3 separate regions of the Mus musculus genome follow, and all the other regions are linked to region 2. The links are chromatin loops, found by intact Hi-C in ENCODE. Cell type or tissue: heart. All regions are shown on one strand.

Region 1 (8,000 bases), 190 kb after region 2:
GTGGGCCTTAATGTTTGTTTCTCCCTTAATACTGTGTCATATTGCACCAGTATAATCTCGCAGGCAAGTCACTGCTGCTCGTTGCAGAGGTTGTAGATGAGAGATATTGATTATTACTTTTCTTCCTTGGTAGTGTGCAGGATACCTCCTGGTACCATGAATGCTGGTCAATACTACTGAAGCTTCTAGTTAGGCACCAGCTTGATTTCTCCATGTCTGATAACACAGACAAATGTTTTCTTCAGCAATAGTGCAGGTTGTGGAGAGTGCATGATAGCTTTGGCAACAGCCTGCGATATTTGGGGATGAAGGCATGTCCATGGGACCCTTTTGACCAATTTAACAATAGTAGCCCATTCCTGGCACTGGACATTTTACTCAGTGGTATTAAAATGTCTACTTGGGGCATTGTCTCCCTATCATTTGGTAACTTCATTTAAATTCCTTTCACGTGTGTATATATTTTAGAAAGCTTCTGTAGGTGTAGGTGTCGACTTGGTGTTTCCAATTGCCTTTGTTGTCAGTTGTCTCTCTCAGTGGTCTCCCTATCCCTCTCCTTATTTAATCATCCAATTCTGATTTCCCCTTTTTGTCGCCATAACAATATATTCTATCTCCCCTTCCTTACGAGAGCCTCTCCTACAGCAAAGGACATGATCGTCTGGCAAAGCATTGGCCTACAGACTGGAAAATGATCTTCATCAACTGTTGCAAATTGTTACAAACGGTTAGTATCTAGACTATATAAAGAACTATAGAAGAATAAAAACTAAAAACATGATTCTTAAAATATCATTTCATTTTAAAAAATGGAGTACAAAACTAAGCAGAGAGTTTCCAGAAGATGAAACCCAACAGGCTCAGAAACACTTAGAGAAATGTACAACAACCTTAGCCAACAGGAAAATGCAAATTAAAACTAGTTTGATATACCATTTTTCCTCATTCAGAATGGCGAAGATCAAAAAAAAATTGATAGCACATGCTGGTGAGGATGCAGGGGAGGGGGAATGTCTATTCATTTCTATTCAAAGGGAGGTGCAAACGTGTACAGCCACTATGGAAATCAATGTGGTGGTTTCTCAGGAAGCTGGGGATTGAGCTATCTTATGTTTCAGCTCTACTACCCTTGAGCATATAATTGAAGGATTCTACATCCTATTACACAGACTTCTGCTCATCTATGCTCCTTGCTGGTCTATTCATACTAGCCAGAAGTTGGAAACAGGTCAGGTGTCCATCAACTGACTTACAGATAATGGGAATGCAGTTTATTCACACAATGGAATATTACTCAGCTATTGAGAAAAATAGAAGTATAAAATTTGCAGGTAGATGGATGGCACTTGAAAAAAGAATAAGCATGAGTGAGGTAACTCATACTCCCCCCCCCCAATAAATATAGTATAGTTTCCATTATATGTGGATGTTAACTTTTAAACTTTCCATATATGAGCTATAATCCAGATAACCACAGAGGTTAGGTACGTAGTATACAGACTAATTATGAGCTAGCAGACCAGTCTAGAGTAGCCCAGAGTACAAGAAAGAAGGAATCCACTTTCATCTTGTGCCCTTTCCCATGAGCATCTACCAGGGTTTCACAGGAATCTGCAGAGTACCTTCTGCTGGCTAAATATGTAAAAACAAGCATAAAACTGCTACATCAACAATACTCTCCCCTTCCATGAGGCAACGACCCTAAATCACAAGCAATGTCAGAAACTCTCTATTTAAAATTTCAGGCAATAACTCCCCAGTTTAGAATAGTTGTAAAAGCTCTCTACAATGTGGACAGGTTGAAAAAAAAAATTCTCTTGGGCCTAGGACCTCATGCCAATTCAGAGATGTTAGCAGACACCAGAGCAGGTGTGTCTGTTTCACACACCTGCCACAGATACAAGGCTGAGTTTAGTTGCAAAACAAAGAAAAATAAAAGCCAGGGCTAATAAGGACCCTGCACAGATAAGGTATATGAACTAATAGTGTAGAATCAGAAGCTCCCACACCTACCATGGTGCTAGCACAGACTAAATCAGCCTATTGCTTGGAAAGGGACACATAGGCAGAGAGACTTGTGAAGCTGGGAGGTAGTAGAAATATTGAGGCAATTTCTCTATGCTCCAAGACTCTAACCAGAAGTAACAGAAGGCTGGGTGCAGTCTAGGGTGTAAGGAAGGGAACAGGGAAAATCTCAGAGTTTGCTTCACTCATGACCTATATATGCTAACTGAAGCACCACATTTTGCTTGGCTTTTTGTTGCTATGATAAAGCACTGCCCCAAAACAACTGGGTGTGGGGGGAGTAAAGAATTCATTTGTCTTACAAATTACAGCCTATCACGGAGAAAAGCCAGTGTAGCAACTCAAGGTAGAAACTACGGCAGAGACCCTGGAGGATCTGCTTTCTGGCTTGCTCCCAGGCTCATCATTCAGTACCTTGATAATATAGCCTAGGCTTGCCTGCTTAGGGATGGTACCACCCACAGTGGGCTCAGCCATCCTGTTTCAGTTAGGAATCACGAAAATGCCCCGTGCATATGTCCACAGAGGCAGCTTAGGAGATCAATTTCTCAATTAAGGTTTCCTCTTCTCAGGTGTTTTAAGTCAACAAACAAGATTAATCATCACATACCACACTCAGTAAAGATACACTTAAACAAAACTTTCAACCTACTTAACTGACATTTCTAAATTATAAAAAAAAAAAAGATGTTTACTAAGTACACAAAGGATGTTCAACAAGAGAAAACAAATTACGAATCTTAAAAATAAAAAAATACTCCAACAAAATTTAAAGAATTAACATAATATAAATTTTATCCATCCTGGAGTTAAACTTGAAATCAACAAAAGGAAGAAACTGGAAAGATCTCCCCAAATTTGAAAACTAAACAATACATTTTCTGGACAATCCATGGGATAAAGATAAAGTCACAGAATATACATATTGGCATTATCCATAATCTCTAAACAACCTAAATATCCACCAGGTAAGTACTAACTAGAGAAACTAATGGGAACAGAAGTACTAAAATACCAAGTTTGGATGGATCTCAAAATCCTAACGGGGACAGAAGCATCCACAAAAGTTTTGGTACTGTAGGATTCCATTCACACTACATTCTCATACAGTAAAGCTCTACTGGTTATTCTGTCTACTCGCAGGGCCGAGTCTGTTTAAATGAATTCAATAAACGCTAGGTGGGCACATTAAAAAAAAAATCACTGTAGGGAGAGCAAAGTGCAACAAAGTGACACATTAGAATAAAGCACATGGGATCCCAATCCATCCACGAGAAAGTAAAAAAGAAGGAAGGCATGCTGCTCGTGAGTCCAACATCTAAAAAATAAAAAATAGGTCCCTTAAACGACTACAAGAATAAACGGGAGAAGCCTTGGCCATTCTCTGGCCTGAAGAAGGGCGTGATGAGCCCCACCCATCTTTAAAAAAATACAATTGCCTCACTCCTGGGTCTGAGCAAACAAGGTGCAAGGCTCAGGGAGGGGTTTAAAACAGCAGAAAGGGGTGGAGAGAGCAAAAAGCTCTGGCCTGGGTGAAGGCAGTGTAGCAGGCAGGTCATCCTGCGGCCTGCCGGTCTCCATAGCTTCCCATCAGCCCCGCTTACCCAGGCCTGCCGTTCCAGCTGAGCATACAAATTGGAGCCCTTGAGTTTCTGGACGATCTGGGCAATGATGAGGGACAGGTCCGACTCCTCCTGCAACATTTCCCCTGCCCTAACCCGCCAGCCGCGGGGACGGCCGCCGGCAAGGAAAGAATGCGCTGCAGGGTCCCACTCCTGGCCGCTGACACTTCTCCCGGACCTTTTTTCGGCGGGACTCCTCCAGCGGGCGTTGCCAGGCAACTGCTGGGCCGTGCGTCCGTCCCTCTCTGGTCCCCTCCGCATCTGAAAGACCTCGCACATGCGTTCCGAGGGCGGAAAGAGACCAGGGCCGGGAAGTAGATTTCATTGTTCCTACCCAGTCTGATCGAAAACACAGAACAAAAGCTTGTTCTTCCGCAGCCACAAAGTTTCAGATGTGCAAAAAAGAACCGAGAACGAGGTGGTGTGTGTGTGTGTGTGTGTGTGTGTGTGTGTGTGTGTGTGTGTGTGTTGAAATTTACTATATAGACTCTGTATTATAGAGATTCTTAACTCTTCCACCAGTCAATCTCTGCAGAACACGCCTGTGAACACAATTGCTGCTGGTTACACCCCAAAATTATGGGCTCTGATACTAGCTGTTGCACTTAAGCGATGTATTTAAATTGCAGAATTCAATTTACACCAATTGGCAGGATGTTTTGATAGTTGGCTGAGGTAAGAAGCAATTCATGAAGTTGCACGCTTGTTTCCTTTGCGACTGTTTCTATTCTCTAGGCTTTATACAGCAGTGGTTCTCAATCTTCCTAATGCAGCCACACTTTAATACAGTTCCTCATGTTGTGGTGAACCCTAATCATAATTTTTTTGCAGCTTCTTCATAACTGTAATGTTGCTATTGTTATGAAACACATATAAATATATGTGTTTTTCAATGGTCTTTTTTTAAAGGAAGTCTTTTTTAAGAGTTTATTTATTTAATGTATATGAGTACACTGTCATATGGTTATAGATGGTTTTGAGTCACCATGTGGTTGCTGGGAATTGAACTCAGGACCTCTGGAAGAGCAGTTAGTGCTCTTGACCACTGAGCCATCTCTCCAGCCCTTTTTCAATGGTCTTAAGCAAGTCCTGTGAAAGGGTGGTTCTTGGGAACTGCTGTTCTAGAATCTACAATCATATCCTGGTATTAGTCTCCTTTCACATACAAATTAACCAACAACAATTACTAATACTTTTTTTTTTAGTATTCTTAATTTTAAAATGACTAAGATCCTGACTGTCCTTGTCTTTAAGAAATCTACCATCTAGATTTCTATGCATTCATTCCATCTTTTAGACATGGTCCAACTTTCAGTTTATCGAGCATTTACATACAAGGAACTGTGTGAGCACAAATATTTAATAAAATACAGTTTGTGTCCTCAAGGAAATATATGAAACATAGTTATAATTAGAAGTAACTGATTTAACTAATTGAACGTTAATCCAAAGGCCAATAGTAGGTCAGCAAACGCCCTAAGGTGTAATTATACATTAGAATACACATTAGAATAATAGAATAATTAGAATACACATTAGAATAATATCACCAAAATACTTACGGATTAATTTTGGTTTTGTGTGTATACATATTTTTTAAGCACAGCAAGAGTAGAATTTCAGGAAAACAGGCTGAGAATGCTGAAAAGGCTAGTTTAGCCTAATTACATTGAACGTTAATGAGCTTAAGAGTCACAAGAGGTTTTGTTAAATCAAACTCGAGTTCAGATTCAATAGGCCTCCAGTGAGATCTGTTCATTTGAATTGCTGACAGTGGCCTGAAGATTGAAATGCTTGGGATCCAAGAGCAAACTCTAAATAGGGAAGGGACAAAAGCAGCTAGACAATAGGAACTCAGTGAGATTGGACACCTGCCATCTAGGTACATCTCCCACATACTGGCATTTGTCACACCATCACAGAGATACCGTGAAGATAGATACAGATTCTAGATAATCTGCCTGGTCTGCCCGGTTCAGAAAAACCCAGGCAGGAAAGAGATATCGTACTATCTTTGTTTCTTTACAAAACCTTCTTCCTCAACACAGAGTGTCTCAGGCCTGTGGGTGAATATAACACTATTTTTTGTAGTTCCTTCAAGTCAATAACCCACCTGATCATGAACCTGATTAAAGCAACGTGGCCTTGAACAACAATAAAAAATAAAAATGGTGGTAAATGCTCCTTTGATGTTGCAAATAAAGGGATGATATGGAGAGAGATAATCATGCTTGCCTAGGCTTAGGAGAGTCTTGGGGCAAAGAAGCAAGACTCCCACATTCAGAAAACATCCTAGCTCCCTTCCTAGAGAATTGTGTGATTTTTCCTTCCTTGCCTGAAAAAGAAAGAAAATCCCATCCTGGAGAGTATTCTGTAAAGAAAGGATACCTAGTATTATAATGTCAATGAGTAAGATATTACAACTGACATAACTATGGAAAATAATATCCCATAACTCTGACAGGAAACAGAAAGTAACTAAACATATAAGAAATGTGGATGTGTCCAGCCCAAGTTTTTGTACAGATAGATGCTTTAAATCGTTTCTGAGAGAGCAATGTTCAGGATTAAAGCAACCGTCAAGAAGTTGGTGTAGATTTAATTTTCAAATCATACACAAGAAAAATAAACCTTTAATCATAACACTAAAAAATGTTTCCTACAGACATAGAAGCAGGTGTGATGGAGTGTGATTCAATTCAAGACTGCCCTCTGCTCCCTTTTTCCAATTTAATTTGGCAAGACCTTTCGAAGCACCTGCTGCAGAGGAAGGCTGGCAGGAGTACAAAGATCAGTAAGGACTATCCCTTCTCTTAAGGAATTCTCAGTTCCCTGAGGATGATGTAGCGAGTATGCAAAGAGCTTTAATAAATGACAGGCCCATCATTCCCCCACCTGTGTGTGCACCTTTTTCTGTATTCAGGTCCCTGTTCCACAGTTAACTGAAGAGGAAAGGTCTCAATTCGAGACTCCAATAGAGGACTTGCATTCAACATCGTTACTGTACCCGGAATAAGTAGAGACTGGGAAAATCCGCTAATTTCACATTTCAAGGTGACAATTGACTCAGCCTACTATGTGAATAACAGAGTCCAAAGTCACCTGAGTGGTTACAGCTGCCTAAATAGAGGCATAAGTTAAAAAGTCACAGAAAGACATCTCCTGAAATACCCTCCGAGTGGTGTTTCTGAATCATCAGAATTGGGTCTCTGGGCCCAACCCACCTGTGGTGGTTTGAATAGATATGACCCCCATACACTCAAGTGTTTGAATGCTTGGCCTATGGGAAATGGCACTATTAGGAGGTATGGCCTTGTTGGAGGAAGTGTGTCACTGTGGGGGTGGGCTTTGAGGACTCCTATGATCAAGCTATGCCCAGTGTGGCACAGTCTCCTTCTGATGCCGTCAGATCGAGATGTAGAATTCTCAGCTCCTTCTCTAGCACCGTGTCTACTTGCATGCTACTAGGCTTCTCACCATAACAATAATGGACCGAACCTCTGAATCTCTAAGCCAGTCCCAATGAATTTTTTTCCTTTATAAGAGTTGCTTTGGTCATAGTGTCTCTTCATAGCAATAAAACCCTAAGATGTCACCTTTCTCAGCTGTGCTCTGATTTCTGTGTGGATCTCACTGCATAGCAGTCAAACATACATGTGAAAAGCACTGAACAGTGGTACCTTATGAAAGGATGTGAGTTATGTCAATAACATCCTTCCCACTCCCATAAGTCACTGAGGTGCACTCCAGAGGTACTATGAAGCACCCTCTTTATTCCATGAACTGTACCAGCTACACTGATAATTATTCTCCTTTGTTTTAAAAGAAGACACTGTTTCAGCACATTGTATTTCAGAATTTATTGAACTGTACGCTGTCAAGGATAGCCCTTTGAAAATATGGTCTGAGATTATATGACAAGAGGAGAATATTTGCAAATGATATTTAAAAAAATAGATCAAACCTGGTGACTTGAGAAAGAAGTAGTTTGTTTGTAAATTACTTCCATCTAATTCCAATAATTGGAAACCGCTCTATAAAATTCTCAGTGATTGTCTCTGGTTGTACAAATGGAAATGGACTTTAGAAATACAATTTGTTCTATTTGGAGCAAGGGAGATTTACTGGTTAAGAAAAAAGGAAAAAGGGGGAAAATGATGCCCTAGTTTCTCTGGTTCCTTCCTGCAGTCAGGGCTAATGGTAGAGCAAGTTTGCCTAGCTCAGTGCCTTTTCTGTTCTCTAAGCACCATTCTGTTTGCTTGTCCCACCAAACTTTCACACACACACATTCACATATTTTCACCTTAGATATTTATCTTTCCATGTCTTTTCTTATTTTATATGTACTTCTCT
Region 2 (8,000 bases):
AACAGGTTCTTTAGTCCTGTGACTGACAATACAAGGTAAATACAGCAATAGCCAAAGACTGCAGAAGAAAACGAAATAGCAGGAAGGCATCAAAAGAAGGTTCTGGAAAACACAGTCTGCTGTCACAATGTAAACACCAGCATGGCATGACTCAACGTGGCATATGTACAGCACGATCCAGCCAACCACTCGAAATGGCATTATTAAGGCAGTATCTACTGGATATGTCTTAGGAGTGTAGGGTGAGTGACAATTAAAAGCTTGGATTAGTATTTTTCCAAAGATAACCTGAAAAATTCCCAACTAAATTAGTGAATGCCCCACGGCTTAAGCGGTTTAACACGTCTGGATAAAGTGGCCCTTCAAAATGCTATAATACTTTGAACTAAGAATAGTGGGGTTTGTTAAGATTTTAATACATCTAAAAGACATACCTTAAATTTTTCATTTTATACTCCTGTAATATACCAAATAGGTGAAGTGATAAAATCTTAAGATAAAATATTTATATAAGCACTAAAGAATGTTACTGTAATTGATTCAAAATTATAGAGTATTTTAAAGCTAATGTTGGTTGTTTAAAAATTCTGAAACAATTAGCTGTGTGTGTATATGTTTAAAAAAAAACAGTGTTGTTATTCTACATATTTTCCCAACCTGAGCTTTCTGTGCATACACATACATATATATGCAGAGACAGAGAGTGAAGAGGCAGAGAGATAGCTTGCATACTTTTGCCCTTCCATGATTTCTCAGAAACAATTATTTCAATATTTTGATGAGCTCAACCACTCCACTCTGGCTCAATCCATTGATGCTGTATATATTAAACAAAAAAGGTTTTCAAAAGTACGGATTTAAAATATCCTCTGTCTACTCCAGCCTTCAATCCTTAATCTGAATTAGGTTTTAATCATGTGGATTACTTTTTTAACTAAAAATATAAACATGCATATGCACATATACAATTTAAATATTTTACTATGTGATATTATAAATATTGGTTCTATATTACTACAACATGTAAGACAATGGATCTATTGATTTTGATGGTATCATTGCCTATCTCTGCAAGAATACTTTTGTTGTTGTTGTTCAAAACTAAGAACAAGCCAGACTTAAAGATAATTTGTTCTAAAAATACACCAACATAAGACCCTTGGAAGTAAGCTTCAATGTAAAGGTGTGTTCTGGACTGTTTTAATAAAAAGCAAACGCCTCAGAAGCTCCTAACGGTTAAGTATTAAAAGTGCTAATCTGGGAAGGAAAACAGAGAATGGGGTCGCTGTCAGTTTATGAAACTATTAGACATGTCAACAGTGAGACAGCCACTTTCACAGGGAACCCCGGAGAAAAATTCTCTCACAGTTCTTTCACAAGTTTTCAGATTGCAAAATCCACATAAAATGTAGTTCTCTCATATGCTCATGTCTGCATCTATCCATTAACACTGTCTGGAATGTAACAGGGTTTGCCTGTGGCTCCACTTCCTGAAGTGTGAAGTATCGCCATCCATTTATGTCCCAGGTTTAATAAAACAAATGGAGCCATAAAAGAGAACTACCCACAAAAACTATTAAATGAGAAAGGGCCTTACAGAGGCCATACAATTCAAAGCATTTTTCAACACATTCTACTTTCACAAGTCATTTTTCAATCTACATTTCCCTAAACACCAGCCCTGCTGACTGTATTTTCATAAACTTATTAAAATTCTATTATTCAACTTAGATACTGAGCAGTTGTAAAATCTGAAACTTTAAGTGGAAATGTTTAACGTTTTAAAATTAATATTTGAACATAAGGGGAAAAAAAGAGATCTTTTATAAACAGAAATAATTCCGAGGTCAACATTTCAGCAAATTTATTAAAAAGCACGACAGCACAACTTCACTTTGTGTGATGATCTTTCCCACTAAGAATCACTGCGTCTTTTCAACTGTGCCATAAATAACTACAGAGAAAATTAAAAGGGTTACAGCTTATTAGAAGTCCATCTGCGCTGATTTCTTGATGTTCTCAGTAAAACATACTTGCTTGAAGAGTCAATAAACACCAAAGTTCTAGATCACTTGCCTCTCTGTCAATCACATTTGTTAAGGCATTATGTAATCAAACATTTCTGCCAAAGAGGTGGGGGGACCCACACTACTATACCATTTAGAAGCTAACGTTCCACTCCTAGGGGAGACAATAAGCCCTCAACCTACACTCTAGTGTAGGTTTTAACTAGTTTAACACTGTTCCCTTCCACACTTGCCATATTTTTGTTAGAAAATAACTATTTGAGCATGAAACCACCCAATATATCCCTCCCTACATACTACGTCCCTAAAGATCATTCTATAATCCTTTATCCAAGGCAACCAGTGATGACTTGCCTGGTTCAACTGACCAGGATCTGGTAAGTTTTTTGAGTACCTTGAGTATGCTAATCATTATGCTCTATACCCTCCAACTCTCAAAGTGCCTGACAATGCTTACCGACATCCTTCTTCTGTCTGCAACAGGAAATAGCCTGTCACAGAACTCAGAGGAAAGCTGCTATGATCTAAAGACTCCTGAACACTTTGCTGAGCAGCTGTTAGTAACTCCCAGACGCCTGTTGGGCTACCACTGCAGTTAAATTAACAGTGAATCATCTTATTCCTCTTTAATCCTGCTGTTCTTCCAGAAAACCTAGAGATCTACCTTAAAAATAAACACAGCAGCAAGAAAAATAAGTTACTCTACCTCCAGCACTGTGCCCCAGGAAATCATTTCAGGACCTTTACATCACTGCTTAAACCACACCAGATCAGTTATATAAGACAACGAAGGCTGTAAAAGCATACAATTTTCTACTTAACCTTACCAAACATATTTGCAAGTTTTCAGTAAGTGCTAGAACGTTCTGTGTTTAAAAAAGGTACTGGTGCACTCCATCAGAACTATGCTGCCCAAATCCACGTCACAAATATCCTGCACTTGGTAAATTGTAGGTGTGTTTCTGGTTACCTGCTGCGCTTTCTGCACCCTTTGTCACCCAGTGATGCTCTCAAACAGCATATACTTTCCATCCCTTAAAGCGTCCTCGTACCCCCACAAAAACACACCAGACTTTGACGTTTCTTCATACTAACACAGAACCACTAGTGCCACTAGGTGCTGTGGCTCTCAAAGAATCTCTTCAGCAGCTTCCCCTGGGACAGGGCGCTCAGCCCGGCTCTCGATCGGTAAGAAGCTGCCAGCCGCCTTTGCAAAGGCAACAGGGGCCAACTCCATACCGCATTGCTGCTGCTGCTGCCGCCGCCTACTTTCTTTGGCGGCTTTGGGAAGAGGGGAAATGAGCCCAGTCCCCTACAGACCCCACTGGTCCCTTCGGCAGCACGAAAGAGAAACCACTGCATTGCTCAGCTGGGAAGCTCGCAGGAGCCCACTAAGGGCGAAGAAAGCACAGTAGAGGCGCCAGTCGGTGGACTAGGAAGGCGTCCGAAGTGCGACGACCGGCGCCAAGGCAACCGCTAGGCGCCCTCTCGGGGGATGGGGTCCTGCCGGGAGTCCCGCCAAGCCTGCCCGTCGCCCGCACGGGCCTCACCTGTCAGCAGCGCCTGGCGCTCGCCCGCAGCCGCAGCCGAAGGAGACGCCGCCGCTCCGGCCGATCCCGACGCGCGCCGCCCGCGGAGGTGCCGGGGCACCAGATCGCATCCGTCCGCCACGCCGGCCACCAACAACCCGAAGAGCAGCATTGCTGCCCAGCGCCGCCGGAGAGGGCGGCCCGAGGCCCGGCCCGGTGCCACGGCGGGAGGAGCGCTCACAGGAGCCGCCGGCCACTCGCTCACCGCCAGCTGCCCGGGGCCCGGCCGCCTCGGAAGCGGACTCCCGCCGGGTGCTGACCCGCTCCCTTCACCGGCGGCCCGCGAAGCTCGGCTCGCCGCCGCGTTCATTGGTTCCGGTTATTTAAAAAAAAAAAAAAAAAAAAAAGTGGGGGAGCGCAGTGGTACGGCGTCTTCCGACCCAGCGCGACACCCGCGCAGCTGCCGCGGCGACACCGGGATCCGCTGCTCTGGCGCGGCCAAGCCCCAGCCCAGCGCCCGCGCCGCCGCCGCGGCGCATCCCCCCGCCCCCTCCGGCCCGCGCCCGCCGTAGTACCACGCTCGGCCGGGCCACCTCCCTCCCCTCACACACTCGCTCTCATACCAATCCCCCGCCTCCCTCAGCCCCGCCACGGCGCAGGCGCAACGCCGCGGCACTGCGCGTGCGTGGTCGTGGGCCCCGCCCCTAGGGGCGTTCCCAGACCGATAGGCGGGGCGTGGGACAGCCGCCCAGGCTGTGCTTCAGGAGCCAGAGAAGCTGAGCGGGAGGAAGGAGTGAGTCTCGCCCACGCCGTGATCTGATGATGGGCAGCCTGGAGACCTGGATAAAGCGTATCGACGTCGCAGATCCTCTGAGTGCTTTAACCCCGTGGGTCAAAAAAAACCTTGCAGTGGGAAACAGCGGCCTCCCCTAACTTGGATGTTGGTGGGGGTTACCGGTTGCCAGCTTTGTAGAAGCGGAGGGAAACCCAGCCTAGCTTTGTATTTACTTGACAAACATTTGGCAAAGCGCATACCTTGTGCCAGAGTGCTAGGAATTTCTCTAAGCAATTTACAGTGGCATAGTGTAACTCAATCTCATCGCCATTTTACATGTGACGAAACCCAAGCGCTGAAATGTTAAAATAGCTTAACCAACCCACCGGCCCATAGCTAATAAATGGACATGGCCCGATTTATCAACTACTGAATGGAAATGTTCGAATAATGTGCTCTAGCTTCTTACTATTTTCCATGCTGACACTGAAGGCAGTCACTGCCACTCATCTGCCAAACCACCACTTCTATAGACTGCCAGCTGAACAGGTTGCCCCAACTACAACATAGACTTGACCATTTTGCTTATCTGCAATGAAGCAGTTTTGTGGATGCTCTTGCAATTCTGCTCCAGATCCAATTGATCTAAAAGGGGAAAAGAACCGGAATCTATTTCTTCAAGTAGATGCTACCATTGCAATGGGACTATGTTGTTGTTATTGTTGTTGGCTGTTTTTTTATTTTGTTTCAATTGTGGTAGGAGTCCTCAGGATGTGACCCAGGTAAATGGCACTCAGAGGCAAGCTACATACCTCAGAGACCCATATCAAAGCATTTCTTCAGAAAACCTTTGAAATGTAAAAGGAGGTGTTGAACACACACACATATTTAAGAACTCGAAGCTAGGATTGTTAAGAACATAGGTCTGACTACTGTTGGATTTTGTTGTTGGCTTGCAGTTTAGATCAGTTTGTTCCAGAAGTCAAGAAGTCAAATACATAACAATTCCTTAGGAAGCTTGACCAAAAGAATGTCGGGTAGTGGAAGAGGAAGATGCACACTGCAGAAAAGAATCAGGAATAATAACAAGGCTAATCAACCACAATTATTTCTTGACATACTTCTTAGGGGCATTATGTTGGAGGGTGGGGCCGTTCCTTACCGGGCAACAGTAAGTTTCTATTTTGCTTGCTGAAAGGCAGTGAAGCCTTGTGTTTGCTGAGTAGACAGAACTGCTAGGCACCGGATAACCAGGAAGTAAATAAGTTCCTTTCCTACTCTACAGGAGGCATCATTTAATTCATCAGTATTTACTGAACATCTCATATACGCCGAGCAAAGTATTATACGGTGGGGTATTATATTCAGCAGACTAAGAAACACTTGGAAATGTCAAATAAGTCAGAACTTGAAGCTCTAAAATTGCTAACAGTCCTTTCCTAGGGAACTTTACCATCTTGGACAGGAGATACAATTTTTGTCTATTACCTTATAGATTCTTACACGGTTCTGACTCGGAATTAGTTCCTAACGTGGGTAGTACAAACTATGTTACAGCAATAACAATATAAAACCAGGAAAAACTAGCAATCCACTGGGCCCGAGCTTCTTTAAACAAAGATGGCATACGATTTCTTTCAAACACAGGGCACACTGAGACCCGATAATGGATTTGGAATCATAAATGTTTATTTCTCTCTAGTGGGACCACAGGTAAGGAACCAGCATTCACCATAGCGGCCTCTCTCAGATAGACACGGGCTAGAATAAACCCTCTATTTTATAGATCTGTTTTATGGGTACCGATGTTTCTGGCTGCGCAGCCGTGGTGCACACTGTTACTCAGGGGCACATTGTTCCGGTGCATCATAGCATAGGCCTAGGGAACAGGCAAGAGCAAGTCCATTACTTTGAAAAAAAAAAAAAAAAAACCCATCCGTAGAATTAGATCGAGAATTACACTTGCAAAGTGTACACATAAACACAAGACTTGAGGCGGTGATAATCACGTCCTCTGCCCAGGTTCCCTTTCCTTTCCCTGGTAACCTAGAGCTTCCTGCCTGGTGCTTCTCTTGCCAAATTCCATCAAAATCTTCCTGGAACCCCTTTCCCTTGTTGGCCACCCTACTCCTACAGCCCAGCCCCCTCCTTTAAAGTCCAAACCTCACAACTTGCCGTGTATCTTCAGAATGTGTTCTCGGTCTTATTTTAACACAGTCTTGACTTCGTGTCTGATGGGCAGCTTTGAACTTTGTTATCAGACCAACCTCGTAGAAACCTCAACTCCGGCTCTTCTGTGTGACGCGTAGGCAAGTTAATTAGGAACCCAATTATACCTGCACCACAGAATTATTGGTGGAGTGGAAAAAATAGTAACAAAGAAAGCCTTCCCTGGGTCCCTGGCACCCAGGTGCTTTGTACTTAGTGACTCTGGCCTCAGGCTCTGGGCGTGTATGCTAAAGGTGCTCCTAGGTTAGGATTAAACGCATCTCACTTTGCCTAGGCTTTTCGATTCTGCAGATGAACCCAACTCTCAGTGCACACCCAAAGCAAAAGAACTGCACTGGCTCCTCCCCATCTCTGGAGCAAACCCTCACCATCCTCTATCCTTGCTCCCCCACGGCCCACACAGCCTGCCTCAGGTTCCAACTAGGAGAACCGGATCTCCGCTTGCGAGCTCAGGAGCCTCCCCGTAGCAGCGCGCATGCCCACGGACTCTGGCGGCCGCCACAGGTGCGCGACTCTGGCACAGAGCGCGCCCGGGTTCCGTGGGCGGACCGTCCGCGCGCGCCCGACACCCGGGTGATGACATCACCGCGTGGGCGGGCGCAGTAGCTCTAGGAGGGAGCGCTGTGGGCGTGAGGCGGGATGAAAGTATCACCCAGGGGAATTCCGACTGAGGTCGCGCCTGCCCACAGCTTCCCCAGCCTGACTGTGACCCCAAGGAGTGGGGGGTTCTTGCCACATCAGGGTAGAGGAGCACCGTGGACAACTGCTCTTTGCTTGCCCTTCTTAGATAGCTTCTGGGGAAATGCAAGAAAGAGTCCTCTTTGGGGAAACCGGGTTATGAACTGGACCACTTTCATAGCTTCCCAGGAAATTAAGGTCCTGAGAACTTTGAAATACTCAAAGTAATAACAGCTAATAGGGTTTCAAGGTAGAAGCAATGAAAGTTAGCAAATATGAGTATAGTCTTCAAGTCGTGGAGTACATTAAAGCACTAAAAGGGCTGGGGCCGGGGGTGAGGGGGGGGGGGCGGAAGAGTAGTGAAAGTTGTTCACTTGTAAGCCACTTGCTACCTCAATCCAGTATGAAAAGGTTATGCCTCACCCAGTTTACTGAGGGTGCGAAAACCTGTGCATCTTTCTCTGGGGAGCAGAGAAAGGAAGCTTTTCTAGAGCCAGCCCACAAAAGAAAGTCAAATCTACCCACCAAAGCCAAGTGGATCAGTGTTTTGTGACTAATCAAAGTCAGTGTCCTCTGTTACTGGTTAATTTGAAGTGTTGTGGGAGAGATGTTGATATCTCTGATAAGTGCTAATGCCTGTGGTAGGAACGGTATTGGCATTTCCTGTATGAGTGAAACTGGATGAAGAGAAAAGTAAAAATGTCATAGCTGAAAATTACCAGATTCAAATAATGGTGCAAACTAGAATGCCAGCGCTTCAGA
Region 3 (8,000 bases), 75 kb before region 2:
ATGAGTGTCAGAAAAACGAGGAACAGAAAAGGAAGTAGGCTCCAATGGAAGACTGGCCTTTGATAAAGATTAAAGAAAGAGAAGGAAGCCAGCCAAAAGGACATCTGTCCCTGCACACTATGAAACAGGAAGAGGCCAATCTAATTTGGATGGAAGTGAAGAAGACAGGCCAAAAGGTAAAAGAAGTGACCATCACTGAGGCATGGCTTAAAGTGCTTTGTGAAGGTCTGTGTTGGGTTTTTCTTTTTTTCTTTTTCTGTGAGCCACTTTAAGGTGTTGAACACTTCAGATTTATATTATAAGTAAACTATTCTACTAGGTGAAGAATAGATGATATAGGACACAGCTGTGATGGGGACAATAAAGCTCCCACAAACACATTCCTTTGCCATAGTTCATTCAAGGTGATTACTCAGAAACAATGTAGATCTCTACAGAAAGGCTACGAAAGGTTGTCCTTTTGAGAAACCAAGGCTATGCATTTACAACAATCAACATAAGTAAAATAAATAAGAAACGATAGAGGTAATTTTTGACACCTCCTTTTTGTCTTAAAAAGAATTTTGTCCAAGAAAAAAAATATTCCAGATGTGACAAGTGGCCATACAGACTCCATCTGAGTGAGACATCTCTTCCTTCAGAAGATCCCCAAACGGCTCTTCATAATCGCACTCCTGGCTTCCCTGCTGCCATTTCCAGATGTCACCACTGATAATCTAGTAAACTAGTAATTTATTTATCTTTTTATAAAAGTCTGCTCAGTTCCTTAGTTTTGTTATTCAAAGTTCTAGGAAAAAATATATCCCATAACAACTGTTTGAGATTTGTAAAAAAGGGATAATTTGGTTAACGGATACTGAAAAGCAGAATAAACTGAATGAACTTCGGAAACGGCTTAAATTGTAGTAAGTCCCTGGCATTGGTTTCTGTGCCAAGGCTTTGGGGCATGAGGTTTTTCTTGTGCTGTACAAAATTATTGTCCACAAAATAAATACACAACTTAGAAACAGAAAGGAAATAAAATACAAATTACTAAATTTTATCCTGCTAGTTCAGGAGTCTTTCAACTACAGTGTCAGTTTTTGTGGTTTCAGCTAACAGTCCATTTCAGTGAGAAAAGCACTGACGGAAAATTCCAGGAATATGAACAACTCATTGTCAAATGAGTGTCCTAAGTAGTTTAATAAAATCTTGTGCTTTTTTTTTTTTTTTTTGGTTTTAAGGCATTTATTGTAGAAAGGCAGAGAATGGGAGAAGTGTAGAGAAGTAGAGGGGAGCCATGGCCATGTGGAGAGAGGGGGAGAAGGGAAGGGGAGAAGGGAAAGGAAGAGCAAAAATCTCGTGCTTTTCTGGTAAGAACATGAATTGTCCAGAGAATCCAAACAGTATATGCTATCTGCTCTAATGATAGCTAAAGAGTAACATATCACAGAACTTTTACTTATAATTCATTGCTATAATTACTCTACTTTGTTATTTATTATTCCTAACAATCTCTTACTATGCCTAACTTATGAATTATACTTTGTTGAAGATGTGTATACATTGGAAAAACAGCATGCATAGGGGGTTTCAACTGGATGTCTTCAACTGGACAAGATTATACAAGGCATACGAGAGAGATTACAGCATTAGCAGGGTTCACAGAGGGCTTCAGGAAAAGCTTAAAATTCCTGGGCTCCTGAAGACTTTAGACATCCACAACTGAAAAGAAAACCTGAGTTTCCTCTTTTTACTTGATAAAACATCTGAATACCATTTAAAAGCTTACGCAATAAGCTCAAACAAACATTTCTATTTAGTCTAGTATACGATATCAAAGTATATAAAAATAGCCTGTAACTTAATGCATCTAAGAGTTAGGGGTTTTTGTTTACTTATTTTTGTTGGTTTTTTTTTTTAGATTTTTTAAATATTTTTATTACATATTTTCCTCAATTAAATTTCCAATGCTATGCCAAAAGTCCCCCCATACCCCCCCCCCACTTCCCTACCCACCCATTCCCATTTTTTTTTTTTTTGGCCCTGGCGTTCCCCTGTACTGGGACATATAAAGTTTGCGTGTCCAATGGGCCTCTCTTTCCAGTGATGGCCGACTAGGCCATCTTTTGATACATATGCAGCCAGAGTCAAGAGCTCTGGGGTACTGGTTAGTTCATAATGTTGTTCCACCTATAGGGTTGCAGATCCCTTTAGCTCCTTGGGTACTTTTTTTTTGTTTTTTATTTTGTTTTGTTTTTTAGACAGGGTTTCTCTGTGTAATAGCCCTGGATGTCCTGGACTCACTCTGTAGACCAGGCTGGCCTTGAAATTACAAAAACTGCACCTGTCTCTGCCTCCCAACTGCTAGGAATGCAGCACCACACACCCAGCCTCTAAGAAAGTCTTTTTTTTTTTTTTAAATATAAATATTCTCACAGAAACATGATCTTCTCTATAATTATATGCAATTAGTAGGGCTGCCAATGCCAAGCAGGGCAGAAGCAGACAAGCCAAGGCTCCAGAGCACTGCACAGTTTTACCTTCTGATGTTTTCCACTGTTTCCACAAATCCTCAACAGTTATGTGCTTATCTTCTCTGTGCAGGTGACTATGTTTATTCGTAGCATCTTTATATTTCATATCTTCTCTGATAAACTATGAAAGAGAAAACATTAAGTTAAACATAAGTAAGATCCTTTGGGCCTGATAAACTAAGAACAAGAGTGTTATGTGGTGTCTTTTTTCCAGACACTAATACACTGTTGGTATTTTAAGCCATTTTCTCATGCTTGCTAAACACATTTTACAAAATGTCTTCTAATCATGAAAACAGAGGCAGTGAGGTTTTTATTCAAAGTTTATCACTTAATAGATATGAGTCTACATTTATTTACACTGCATGTGAATACACATCCACACACACAAAGATTTAGAAAGCCATAGAGTCTGAACTTGGTGATGGTCCTGTGAGGAAGGCACTACTGATATTTCACAAATGGGAAGCTGTCTTAGTCAGGGTTTCTATTCCTGCACAAACATCATGACCAAGAAGCAAGTTGCGGAGGAAAGGGTTTATTCAGCTTACACTTCCATACTGCTGTTCATCACCAAGGAAGTCAGGACTGGAACTCAAGCAGGGCAGGAAGCAGGAGCCGATGCAGAGGCCATGGAGGGATGTTCTTTACTGGCTTGCTTCCCCTGGCTTGCTTCCCCTGGCTTGCTCAGCCTGCTCTCTTATAGAACCCAAGACTACCAGCCCAGAGATGGTCCCACCCACAAGGGGCCTTTCCCCCTTTATCACTAATTGAGAAAACACCCCACAGCTGGATCTCATGGAGGCATTTCCTCAACTGAAGCTCCTTTCTCTGTGATAACTCCAGCTGTGTCAAGTTGACACAAAACTAGCCAGTACAGAAGCCAAGGCGAGGGAGGCTAAGTAACATGCCCAAGATTAAGACAATGGACAAGCATTGAGACACCAACCAATGTCACAAGCTACAGTCAAGCACACAGTTCAGCTACTGTCACAATATTACATTTTGACACACAATCAGTGATGAGGTATTTCCAACAAAACTAACACTAATCTCAATCACTTTTACCATAGTATTTTTCTACCATCTAAGCTATTACTCAAAGTAGGCTACAATGTAATACTAGCATATTTTATAAACCTATGCATACCCTTATTAAGCATACCTTAAAATATTTAGAGATAAAGCAGCAAAATTAAGCTCTGTTAAAACTTAACCAGATCTTTAATATTTCTTTTCCACTGTTCAATAAATTTAAAAATTTTATTTTTTATAGCCTGTAAATCATTTACCTCCTCAAACTTTCTCCAAATAAAAGTACTACTCTAAATATACAATATTTTAAATCATTGTGCTTTCTAACTCAACATTTCTCCTCCTCTTCTCCTCCTTCTTCTTCTGTTTTGTTATTTTATTTTATCTGTCTTGACTATTACTTAGTTTCAAAAGAAGATCATAGACTGTTTCAGAAATTCAGAATGCAGAAAGTCACAGTCCCAAGTGTCTTTAACCCAAAAAGCAAAGTTCTTATTTTTTTATATATTAACAATCAGCAGCATCTCAGACATGACAACATTCTGGTTTGACAAGAATAAACGACTTAACAGCTATATAATAATATTAAGCAAATCATTTACTTTTCTAAGCTTCAAAACTTTTTGTAAAGGTATAGTTAAAAGGGCTTGTCTGGCTATTCCCGCCCACCCTTCCTACTCTTCCAAACTGCTATCTTTAGGATCTAGTAGAATACTTAGGGGATGTGGGATCACTGTACCTGAGATGCTTAGAACCTGCTCTTCTTGGAAGAGATCCAAGGGCTGAATAGAAAATCGAGACTGAAAAGCATGATGAGAGACTGAGCAAAGAGGAAGCCAGCTTTGGAAACAGTCCAGTCAGCTGGAACAAATAGCAACTGTTCCATTTATGGGATACACATCAAAAAGAATGTCCCAGGAAATCCTCCTCACTGTGTGAGCACTAGTCACTGAAAAGGACAGTTCTGTGGCTTTAGAAATGAGCTAGTTTCCATCCATGTGGATGAGATGTGATACTTAGCTAATATCTGAGAAATTACAGAATAAGTTGATGGCTATATATGAAGTGTGTGCTTAACAAATCAAGAGGGAGTGTGGGTAACAGAACACTGGTGACATGGAGGCAAAGGGGAGAAGAATGGAGAGGAAGGCCTAAGTGCAAAGAGGCGAAGGCAGGAAGGCAGAGCCGGGGAGAAGGAGACTAACACTAGGAAGCTTTGAAACAGTAATGTGGAAGCCTACTGTTCTATAAACTCCATGTGTGTGCTTTCCATGTGAGAGGGAGCGCCCCTACACAGGATAAAAAGTTCCTCCAAAAACTATGGGTTCTTAAACAATAACCCTAGTACCAAGAGTAGGATACTTCCCCTAGAGTTGTTTGGGATGCCCCAAAACCTCCCCCAACAATAAAATAACCATTTTTAAGAAAGCTAGGTAAAATCCAAATAGATGGAATTATACTTTTCCTAGAATTATCTAAAAATACTTTTGCTTTAAGCAAACATGACCACAGGATAATAAAACTTTGCAACAACAAACTCAAAGGCACATCTGGCTCCATTAAGCTCTCCTCTCTATCCTATAAAACACAAAATTGTGCCTGCTCGCTCAGATTTCTCTAAGCTATTAATTTGGTGGGGAAAAAAAAGGCCAACTAGAGAAATTTTGAAAATTCATAAATAACTAAAAAGATAAGCAAAAGACAACTCATTTAACTTACTAAAATACATGAGTTGAGAAATCTGAAAGCAAAATTTGAAATTCAATTAAGTAAATAACATCCTTGGTGGACATGTCTAATCACACACAAACCTCCTCCAAGAAATCGTAAGCTGACAGTACTAACCAGGACTGCTCTGTGAATAAGTGCTTACTATATATGCTTTTCAAAGGGAGTCACAGGGATAGCCATACTAAATAAGCTATTCTAGTACCACTAAACACATTTCAGTTTTTGCACCTGTAATATCTATCACGTTTTTTGTACTGTTGCTTTTGTGACTCTTCTGTAATAAAAGCTAATGCATATCACTAAAACTATTATTGGACATTTATTCTGTTTCGTTTCAGCCCTTTCCCCTAAGAACTACTATCTTAATAAAGCCCCATGCCTATATCCCATCATCCTCCCCGACTCTATCACCCACTTACACAGCTACTGGATCAGAGGGCAGATAGCTCACCTAAAGGAGAACTGCAACTATACAAGAATGATAGGGTTTTTACACACACACACACACACACACACACACACACACACACACACACACACACACACACACACACACACCAAAACCCTGCAATTAAAATCATGGAAGTCCATGCTTTAGCTATGACTCTGGATCTTCAAGGAGGTAAATACTCTGGTTTTAAAAGTACCATAGCAGGAGCAGTCGCCATGAACCAGGTGCTAAGTGACCAGCTGACGCCAATAAACACGCAGAGAACAAGTGAGGACAGCAGCAGAGGTAACTCAGAGAGGAAGAGGTTAGATGGACGCACAGGTGGCCCAGAGCCGCCTCAGTGACTTCCTACTTTCAATTCCTGGACTGCGCAGGTTTTATTCTACTCTCTGGTATATAAAATCTGGACCCCCAATAAGCCTCAATACTCAAGAGACACGACTTATCACCACACTCAAAACTCTGGAATCTGACATACATTCAAAGTCTGAGTACCACTGTCACTTAACTTCTCTTCTGTCTCCTACTTCCCGATATTACGGAGTTCCACTTAAGATATTCTAAAACAAAACATGCCAGACTAAAATGTGGAAGAAAACTAGAGCCTCTTCCCTGACGATGGAAGCAGAGAGACTTTCCCAAAGCACACATGTCGTCAAAATATCATGCGATCTCAAGGCCTAGTGAGTGAGTCACTACAGCAGATGGGTCCTTATCACCAACTTAAGGGTAACATGGAGATAGCTTAGTGTAGGATCTTAGAAGGAAGAACACACAACAGGAAAACTGCCACTCCTGTGCCCACTCTTTTATTTTATTAATTTGTTATTAATATTTTTAATACACAAATAAAATTAATTGCATGTTCATGGATGTGGAATTTCAGGATAGAGCAGAAAGGAGTTTCTCCTTCCACCATTCGGGTTCCATGAAGCTTGGTGGTAATGCCTTTGCCTGATGAGCTACCTCTTCAGCCACATTCTCACTTTAAAGATGAGACACAAGCACACGCCACCAAGCCTGAAGATCTGAGTGAGTGCAACACCCAGAGCCACAGAAAGAGAGAACCAACTCCTCTAAGTTGTCCTATGACTTCCACCGGTGTGCTGTGGCACTCGTGCCCCATCCCAGCCAGCCAGTCATTCAGTCAGTCAGTAAATAAATTAAAAAATACAAAAGAACACACTTGGACTATGTTCTCACTAATACCTTATAGCAAATGGTAAATTATTTAAAATGTGAAAAAGTTTTCAGTTCCTAAGTTCAGATATTTAAACTCAATGTTGATAAAAACTGGAAAATCACTTGGGCAGTTTATACATTAACACATACATAACTCTATTCCACCCAGTTAGTTGCAACTAACTCCCTGCTGCTACGGCATCAATTCACCACACTGAGCTACCAAAAATCAAAACCCATCTGACAAGCCACAGCCTACCGGTAATAAATGCACCAGAATGACTTCCTCAAATCCATTCTCAGAAGAGCTCAGCCCAACAGGCCTCATAATTACTGTCAACTCCAGTAAAGGTAGGTTAGACCTTAACCATTATTTATAATACTGATCCAATAGGCCAGTCAATAAAGAAGAGATAGATAATTCAATCAATAATTTACAAAAAAAAAAAAAAACCCTTGAGGATGTTTGTTTGTTTGTGGGGGAAGTGTTGAATACTGGGTAGCCCTAGAATTTACTCTGTAGGCCTCAAACTCAAAGCCTGATTCTCCCTCCTGAGTGCTTGGAGTAAAGGCTCGCACCACCACTGCCAGTGAGAAACCCAACACTGAAATCATCAGGATGGTGTGAGCTACATCAATGATGCCTCCTCACTATTATGATTACAATGCAAAATATCTAGGATTCCTTTAGTCTGCCCATTAATTTAAAAAGTGGTACTACGCAATGGCATTAGAAAAACACCAAATTAGTCCAAATATATAGACAGAAGACTGATTAAAACTATGTTATTTCAAAAAGACAAAACCAAAAAACTTCCCTATGTAGATAAAGCAACAGAGACAGAGGCAGAAAGATTTTAACAGAGAACCCATAACAGTGACATAAGTCAGATGTTTCTACTTTATGGTGAGTTTATTCACTGTTAAGTGAATTTCTTACCTTTTTTTTTTTTTTTTTTTTTTTGGTTTTGTCGAGACAGGGTTTCTCTGTATAGCCCTGGCTGTCCTGGAACTCACTCTGTAGACCAGGCTGGCCTCGAGAACTCAGAAATCCGCCTGCCTCTGCCTCCCGAGTGCTGGGATTA

Evidence for each region. Hi-C counts contacts between places; a loop is a spot of excess contacts. Peaks named below come from ENCODE experiments on the same cell type or tissue, not always from the same donor. Only the 100,000 strongest peaks of a DNase experiment are listed, where the experiment ranks them.
Region 1: it touches region 2 in a loop (2.9-fold over the local background); 2 of 42 quality-filtered maps call a loop at or near these places.
Region 3: it touches region 2 in a loop (3-fold over the local background); 4 of 42 quality-filtered maps call a loop at or near these places.

What each region holds. Positions count from the first base shown.
Region 1 is chr5:53,805,488-53,813,487 of GRCm38, reverse strand. Tbc1d19 (TBC1 domain family, member 19) reads right to left here and starts at 3,861. Exons shown (of 21, transcript NM_144517.4): 1 at 3,630-3,861. The coding sequence starts at 3,728. In heart, no CTCF peak of the experiment used is centred here; a DNase peak (open chromatin) is centred at 3,877; H3K4me3 peaks cover 1,485 bases; H3K27ac peaks cover 1,078 bases; H3K27me3 peaks cover 288 bases.
Region 2 is chr5:53,994,612-54,002,611 of GRCm38, reverse strand. It overlaps Stim2 (stromal interaction molecule 2), which reads right to left and starts at 4,089. Exons shown (of 12, transcript NM_001081103.2): 1 at 3,578-4,089. The coding sequence starts at 3,728. Gm30601 (a long non-coding RNA gene) reads right to left here and starts at 7,361. Exons shown (of 2, transcript XR_376962.2): 1 at 6,495-7,361; 2 at 5,999-6,210. In heart, a CTCF peak has its summit at 3,153; DNase peaks (open chromatin) are centred at 3,511, 3,771, 4,301 and 7,151; H3K4me3 peaks cover 4,166 bases; H3K27ac peaks cover 3,403 bases.
Region 3 is chr5:54,069,917-54,077,916 of GRCm38, reverse strand. It overlaps Stim2 (stromal interaction molecule 2), which reads right to left. Exons shown (of 12, transcript NM_001081103.2): 3 at 2,523-2,637. Among named protein-coding and RNA genes, the nearest start is that of Stim2, 75 kb to the right of the region's middle. In heart, no CTCF peak of the experiment used is centred here; no DNase peak of the experiment used is centred here.